Linked DNA regions of Homo sapiens: all the other regions are linked to region 1. A link is a loop called in an ENCODE intact Hi-C map of the cell type or tissue named here. Cell type or tissue: endothelial cell of umbilical vein. All regions are shown on one strand.

Region 1 (2,500 bases):
TTAGATGAATATGAGGTTAATAAGCCCCCTTTTTGGCCCTGGAGTGGCTTCAGGACTCATTGCCCAAGTCTAAGAATGTACAAAACTATATAGCAATGATCAAACTACTTACTGATATTTGGGATGATATTCATTGGCTTACGTAGGCATTTTTCACAAAGGCTTTACATTTCAATTGTCTTATACGAAGTGAAATATCACAGCCAAAAGATAAAAAACCTTCTAACAGAGTCTGAGAAATGTAGGCTTGTTCCTACAGATCATAATGAAGGTAAGACATACAGTAGACTGGTCTTCAATCTTTTAGAGCACTGGAACTTGGGACTGTCTAATGATGTGAAAGCAGGATGCTTAAATCTGTCCATGAGCCTCTGAAACATCACCATAATTAAGTTTCAAGGCTGCACTCCATAGATCACTGAAACAGATATTAGGGTTGAAAAGGTCTCATTGATATGAATGGCACAAGCCATCTAGATGCCCAAGCAGAGATGACAACTTAAATATCATCCTTTGATTAACCCTGAAAGGAATACATCTACCGGGAGGGAGTGAGAGGCCACCTGAAAAAAAGAAAGCTACTGAAAAGTAGGTGGTTCTTCTGATGAAAAGCAGGCTAACAAAGAATAAATTGCAAGACAGGGCAGGAGAATAAAACACAAAGACAAAGAGATGGTATTGCATATATGTAAATACAAGGCCTGAAGGAAAAACAAACAAGCAAAAGAAGTCGTATATTAAACTTTAGGATGCACAACTCTTGTCACCAAGGTCTGCTGAATCTTCTTTCAGACTCCTTTGGGGAAGCTTGCAACTACTACTTTACCAAAATAGCACCTAACTTAAAAAACTATTTCCAGCTACACCTAAAGCTTCAACCTAGCTTCAACTAAAACTGCTTCATCCCACGCTAAGCATGGAGAGACAGGATCGTTATAAAGGAAACATCTAGACTGGAAACAGAGAAAGTCTTTATTTGTGCTTCAGTAGTTGCTTGTTTTTTCTAATATAAGCTTTGCAAACTTGAGCAATTTCTTTAACCCACCTGAACCTCAGTTTCCATTTGTGAGAAAGGTGCAATATTCCTGCTCATCTTGTGCATTAGTGAATATGAATGGGGATTTGAAAACTGCAGTATTGTGCAAACTGAAAATTATTGCTATTAAGAATCAATTTGTTCATAAAGTAATTTTTACTGGGAAGATATTATATATATTAGGAATACCAATGAGAATAACTAACAAATAACTTGATCTTTGGCTTCAACCCATGTCTTTAAAGAGAGTCATTGTATTTATTTCTTTTGCATTGGGTTGACACCTCTAGGTATACGGCCTGAGAGTCTCTCTGGAACCCAGGGACCTTGTGTCTGCAATTTTTAGCACTTGCCACCAGATGGCACAGTGTAGCAAGTAAACACCAACTGACTGCTCCTCAGGTAGGGAAATTGTGCTCCTTCAGCACAGGGAAAAATGATTTATGGAGACATGCTCATGATGGTTATTTTCATGCTGTGCACACTATTTTTAAAAAGCAATAAAAGTAGAATTCTATTGAAACGAATGTGCAAACAACCCATATATCAGGCCATATTTGTTTTCTGTGTCTTATGCATTTTTTTTTGTGTGTTTTTTTTTAAAGGGGTGAATGATTCTATGGTTAGCTCAGTGCCCAGCTTCTCAAGTGTTTCTGCTTTGAGTAAAAGTACTTATGTAGTTCAAGATGATCTTGTGTGATCATAATTGAATTTATACTATGTAGAGTTTGCTGAGTTTTGCTGTCTTTTCAACCTTAGAGGTGCAAATATTTCCCCATATGCCTTGCTTAAATAAATCTATTTTATTTATTTATTTTATTTATTTATCTTGCTGTCTACATTGTATATAATTCAAAAGAAATTCAGATGTTACTCCAGAAGCCTTCAATACTGTTATAAATCTGTTTTGAACTCTCTTGAAGCGGCAAGAAAGTGGCACCAGCATGGGTGGAGAAGATTTTTTTAAACAAGAGCAGCCTTTCCAAACTCTTTTCTGTTTCCCTCAAAACTTTGATCCTCTCCTCTTTCCTCTTACATTCCATATCTACTTTTCTTCCCCGCCTGCCTTCCCCCAAATAGCACCTTTCTCTCTTAGGTCTTAGTTTTTTTTCTAGTCCTTTCCAAGGTAATTTTCATCAGCACTATTAAACCTGAGGTGAGTGGTACAGCATACGATTCTTCTTAGGATGATTTTTTTCCCCTTAATGTGGCAATCTAAGTGGTTGCAGGTAACAAGTGACTAGAACAATCCAAGTTGTTGGAAGTTATGGTCATGAAAAGTCAATTAAGTCTTAATGTCATCCAGAAGTCCACTTTTCCCACATTGCCAAATTCATCAATCCTGGTGTTTAGGAATCAGCTCCTTCTGAACCATGTGAGCAATAGAGGGTTCCCCTCTTCTGGGCTCTGTCACAGTGCCCTATGATACGTTGCTTTACATGGCTTAATATCCTTTAATATGTG
Region 2 (2,500 bases), 1.2 Mb after region 1:
CAGAAAACTGTGGCCTGCCCTGACGACATATGATACGCCATACTCTCAACATGCTATCAAGCAAAAAATATCATTAACATCTTACCATCTTCCAGCTCCAGACAAAGATTGTAGACGGCCACGGGCCTCTTGGTTCTCTGGCCTTGTCTCTTCGACTGCCTTGGTGGCGCATTTGGGGGTGATGCTGACAGGCAGGTGGGCTCAGGGAATGTAGTATCGGGCGGCGTCCGAAAAATCTTCCAACAAAGCATAAAGGACAGGAATTATTTACCATGAACAGAAACCTGTGTGTTACTCCAGTAAACCAGCACCACAACATTTGATTTGGAGTTCATTCAAGACAGGCTAGAGCCCAAAATCCATTCCTTCCAATGAAGGGAAGAGGTCATAGCCTTTTATTTTTTTAACAGAAGATTCCAAAATAAAATCTCTGATTAAATTTAAATCAAAACAACATCAGATTGTTATATATCAAATAATTCATTCCAAAACTAAACAAATAAAACTATCTTTAGCAGATATAGACAGTACCACAGCCCTTCATCTCCAAAGGAGGCAGCCAGGATAAAACAGTAAAAACAAGTATTCCATTAAATTTTATGGAAGGTTATATTTACACCAAAACGTTGGCCTCAATTTTTTCCAAACTACGTAAACAGAAACATATGACTGCAAATACTTTTTACACATTTAAAAATAGCCTATGCTTATGAAATTACCTTTCTAGCTTCCCATTTACATTTTTCATAAAATGTTTTCTGGATTTTATCAATTCATTTAATACCCTCTAACCCCTCTTTTATTTCCCCTTTCATTTATGAAACCTAGAATATTAGCACCTTGATCTATCTATAATGTCATTCACAGATCAGTAATAACAACATTAATTAAAATGTGCTGCTCCTTTGCTTAGCAAATTTCTTCTTTTGAGAAAAGCAATTTGTGCCACAAAGAAAGCATATCACACAGAGGTGACTGATAATAGACCCTCCATAGCTGTGAGACCCCAGTTCAGAGGCTTCCTTCCAGCAATGCTGCAGGCCCTTCATTCTTCAATAAAGTCATAAAGTAAAATACATTAGAGATATCAACCTAATAGAAGCTGCATCTCCAAAGGGCTGACGTTCCTCAGGTGGAAGCAGAAAACAGGAAGAAAGCCAGCCAGCTTTAAACAAAACATGAATATAAAACCCACAAATACCTAATGTATGTGGGGCTTAAATCCTAGAGGGCGGGTTGATGGATGCAGCAAACCACCATGGCACATGTATACCTATGTAACAAATCTGCACGTTCTGCACATCTATCCCAGAACCTGCACGTTCTGCACATGTATAATTTAAAAACAAAAAGCACTGTGAGAATGTCTCACTGTTTTATATTTTTTATATTAAAAGTGGTACACAACCTTCGATACAAGTGAGGGTATATCACTTACATATGTGTATTGCTGAACAACTAACAACAATGCTGGAGTTTTAATTGCACAGTCAAAAAGTTCGCACCTAAAAACTATTATATACCAATAAAAATAAGCTACTTCAAAGACAGCATTTGCTTTATAGTCCCATACTGCCCCCTCATGTGTAAATGAAATTTTTAAAAAATGATTTAAGTTACTGTAGACAAATATGTGCTAGTGAAAATTTAATTTATTGCTCCAACTGGTAACCTGCCAACACCATGTTTCCACAAAATCTGTGTTCCAATAGACCACTCTGGCCAATAGCAAACTACTTATCTGCCTAAAAAATCCTCTGCTGCCTGGACTATTATCCACAGCTGGATTTACTGTCATCTGTCATTGTTCAGATGTAAGAAGGTTGTGGGGTGGTGGGAACAGGAGAGCAGTTAAATTGAGAAGTCCGATAACAGTGAAGGAGAGAAGAAAAGCCAGGAAATATGACTCCACTGGAAAAATAAAAAAAATGGCACCTGTGACATTTAAAACAGCTCCCTGGCTTACCTACTAATATGTTTGATGTTTACAAATATGGCAGATGCCTCTAGGATGTCACCAGAATAGAAAACCAAACCATACACACAGCCAGTATATCCAAAGCATAAATTAGCAATGAAAAAGTTATATCCCAACAACTGGTGATGGACAGATGAAAACCTTCCAAACAGACCCTCTTACAGGATCATACTGACTGGAACAGCGCAAATGCTGAAAACTGCCCCACCTCTTTCCTCCAGTTTGAAGTGAGGGTGTTGGGGAAAGGGTGTGGGGGGTGAGGTGTGGAGGCAACCCCAAACTGCAGAGCCAGACTACCAAGCAAAATGAGACCCTGCAGAGGACTGATCTCAGTCCTTCCCAGCACCTCAGTCCAAATCTCAGGGCTGGGTCCAACCCGGGTTGGTCTCCAGAAGACTTAAGGCACTGTTTAGCTCACATCAGAATATCTGGGAATGAGTAACAGGCTTTGGAGTCTGTTTTGTTTTCTTTGGTTTACATCTTAAAGCTCCTCAGGTGATTCTTTTGTGTAGCCAAGACTAA
Region 3 (2,500 bases), 1.4 Mb after region 1:
GGTTTCAAAAGTTCCATCCCATATATGAGATGGTTTGGGATTTAATTCTGGCCTCTCAAAATGATAGAATTATAGAATCATAGTGCTAAGAAGCATCTAGTCTAAAAATCCACCTAGTGCTTTAAGTCCATGAACAGCATCCTAGTAAGCAGCTGCTCTTACTGATGATTGAAAGCTAGCCTTTAAAAATGAAGTATGGGCCAGGCGCAGTGGCTCACGCCTGTAATCCTAGCACTTTGGGAGGCCAAGGCGGGTGGATCACGAAGTCAGGAGATGGAGACCATCCTGGCCAACGTTGTGAAACCCTGTCTCTACTAAAATACAAAAAATTTAGCCAGGCGTGGTGGCACGCGCCTGTAGTCCCAGCTACTCGGGAGGCTGAGGCAGGTGAATAGGCTGAACCCAGGAGGCAGAGGTTGCAGTGAGCTGAGATCGCGCCACTGCACTCCAGCCTGGGTGACAGAGGCTCTGTCTCCAAAAAAAAAAAAATTAGCTGGGCGTGGTGGTGCGTGCCTGTAATCCCAGCTACTGGGGAGGGTGCGGCAGAAGAATGGCTTGAACCCAGGAGGCGGAAGTTGCAGTGAGATGAGATCGTGCCACTGCCCTCCAGCCTGGGTGACAGAGCAACACTGTCAAAAAATAAAATAAAATAACATTGGTATTGTCTGGCTTAACATTACTGTAATCAGTAAGGTCTAAAAAAATCTTAAGAACCAAGAGAATGGCTGGGCCTCGTGGCTCATGCCTGTAATCTCAGCAAAAAAAAAAAAAAAGTATGAAGAATAAGAAATCTAAGACTCAATAGGAGTGACTGTCCAAGTATGCCCCAGAACACTCTCTGAACCCCTTTTCCACTCTTACTAAGTCAGCAGTACCACCATCAGGGCTCACAGGACAATGCTGTATGTCAGAGGGACCTCTAGCATCTGGAACTTCACATGCCAATAAAAGTCCAACCATAACAAATTAAAGGTTAGGCCCAGCAGAAGTTGACAATTTCTTACTTTACTGAGTCAAGACACTTTTAAAAAAGCAATTAACATCTGTTATCACAGTAATTTCATGTACAAACAAACAAAGTTTCTACACCTAAAAATCAAAAAAGCCCAGGAGGGGAAAAATAACTCATGTAAAAGGAATGCTTTTAGCTAGCTTTAGGAAAAGCTAATTACATTATTTGGGACAGGGGTAATAGATGAAAAGGGTTACCAGACCACTATCAATTTTATCTCAGACCATCATCAGTCCAAAGACCTGAATTTGGGAAACATTGCTTTGTGTTTTAAAGAACCAGCATTTGTACTGTGTTCTATGGTTGACAAAAAAAATATTGCACAGATATTTTATTTAACTCTAAGAAAAAAAAAACTGCCCAGAGAGGATGATACTGTCTATTTAATCCAAAAAAAATTTAAGCTTAGCCCAAATGCCTGGAAAATGACAAAGCCAAACCTTAAATCAGAATCTCTGGCCCCAAATATCAAGGTCTTTCCACTACTTAAGCCACCATTCCCTTCTGACAACCAACAGGGCCTATTCAACCAGCTCTGGGCATACACACTAATGATGCTCTTTCACGCCTGTTCAAGCGCCAAGCAATTTACGGGAGACATTACCAACACAGACTCCAGGTTCAGAATGACAACTCCAGCATTTAGTAGTTGTATGACCTAGGGAACATTATTTACCTCTCAGTGCCTCCATTTTCATTTATAAATGGGCAACAGTAATAGTACCTTATACTTCATAGGGCTGTTTTATGGATAAATGAGACAAGTTGTATACGAATTTAGCACAGTGCTGGGTATACAGTAAATGAGGAAAGAATTTTACCACTACTGTTATGTTGTTTCAGTCCAATTTCTCTCAAAGGCAACAGTGATGAATCTAAAAATTAAAGTTTCCTGTGATTTTCACTTGGGCATATAATACAAATAATTCTAACATTCTCAAGACTATCGAGGTGGTTTTTTGTTTTGTTTTGTTTTTTTCCTTTTTTTGAGACAGAGTCTTGCTTTGTCACCCAGGCTGGAGTGCAGTGGCGCGATCTTGGCTCACTGCAAGCTCCGCCTCCCAGGTTCACGCCATTCTCCTGCCTCAGCCTCCCGAGTAGCTGGGACTACAGGTGCCCGCCACTACGCCCTGCTGATTTTTTGTATTTTTTAGTAGAGACAGGGTTTCACTGTATTAGCCAGGATGGTCTCGATCTCCTGACCTCGTGATCTGCCCACCTCGGCCTCCCAGAGTGCTGGGATTACAAGTGTGAGCCACCGCGCCCAGCCCTATCTTGAGTTTTAATTTATTTCTTTCAAATTCAATTTTAAAAACTGAGATTAAGAAGATAATGTATGAGAAAAATGGAGACTTCTGCCATATCATACAACTGCTCACAAAAGGTGAAGGCTGCGAGATTCCAGATTAAATAAGGGCAAATGGAAAAGGCACAACCATCCTGCTGCCTGCATAGAACATTAACTTCTATTCAAAGCACAGATACCCT

What was found. A loop is a pair of places that touch in the nucleus more often than their neighbours do. Peaks named below come from ENCODE experiments on the same cell type or tissue, not always from the same donor. Only the 100,000 strongest peaks of a DNase experiment are listed, where the experiment ranks them.
Region 2: a loop joins it to region 1, with 11 times the contacts of the local background. A loop is called at or near these places in 5 of 110 quality-filtered maps.
Region 3: it touches region 1 in a loop (14-fold over the local background); 2 of 110 quality-filtered maps call a loop at or near these places.

Annotation. Positions count from the first base shown.
Region 1 is chr4:149,263,256-149,265,755 of GRCh38, reverse strand. All of the region lies in intron 12 of LINC02355 (long intergenic non-protein coding RNA 2355), which reads right to left. LOC107986320 (a long non-coding RNA gene) reads left to right here and starts at 1,331. Exons shown (of 4, transcript XR_001741885.1): 1 at 1,331-1,438. In endothelial cell of umbilical vein, a CTCF peak has its summit at 1,377 (motif pointing right); a DNase peak (open chromatin) is centred at 1,405.
Region 2 is chr4:148,020,999-148,023,498 of GRCh38, reverse strand. It overlaps ARHGAP10 (Rho GTPase activating protein 10), which reads right to left. Exons shown (of 23, transcript NM_024605.4): 19 at 86-236. Among named protein-coding and RNA genes, the nearest start is that of MIR4799, 240 kb to the right of the region's middle. In endothelial cell of umbilical vein, no CTCF peak of the experiment used is centred here; no DNase peak of the experiment used is centred here.
Region 3 is chr4:147,876,093-147,878,592 of GRCh38, reverse strand. The region is part of intron 8 of ARHGAP10 (Rho GTPase activating protein 10); the gene reads right to left. Among named protein-coding and RNA genes, the nearest start is that of MIR4799, 95 kb to the right of the region's middle. In endothelial cell of umbilical vein, no CTCF peak of the experiment used is centred here; no DNase peak of the experiment used is centred here.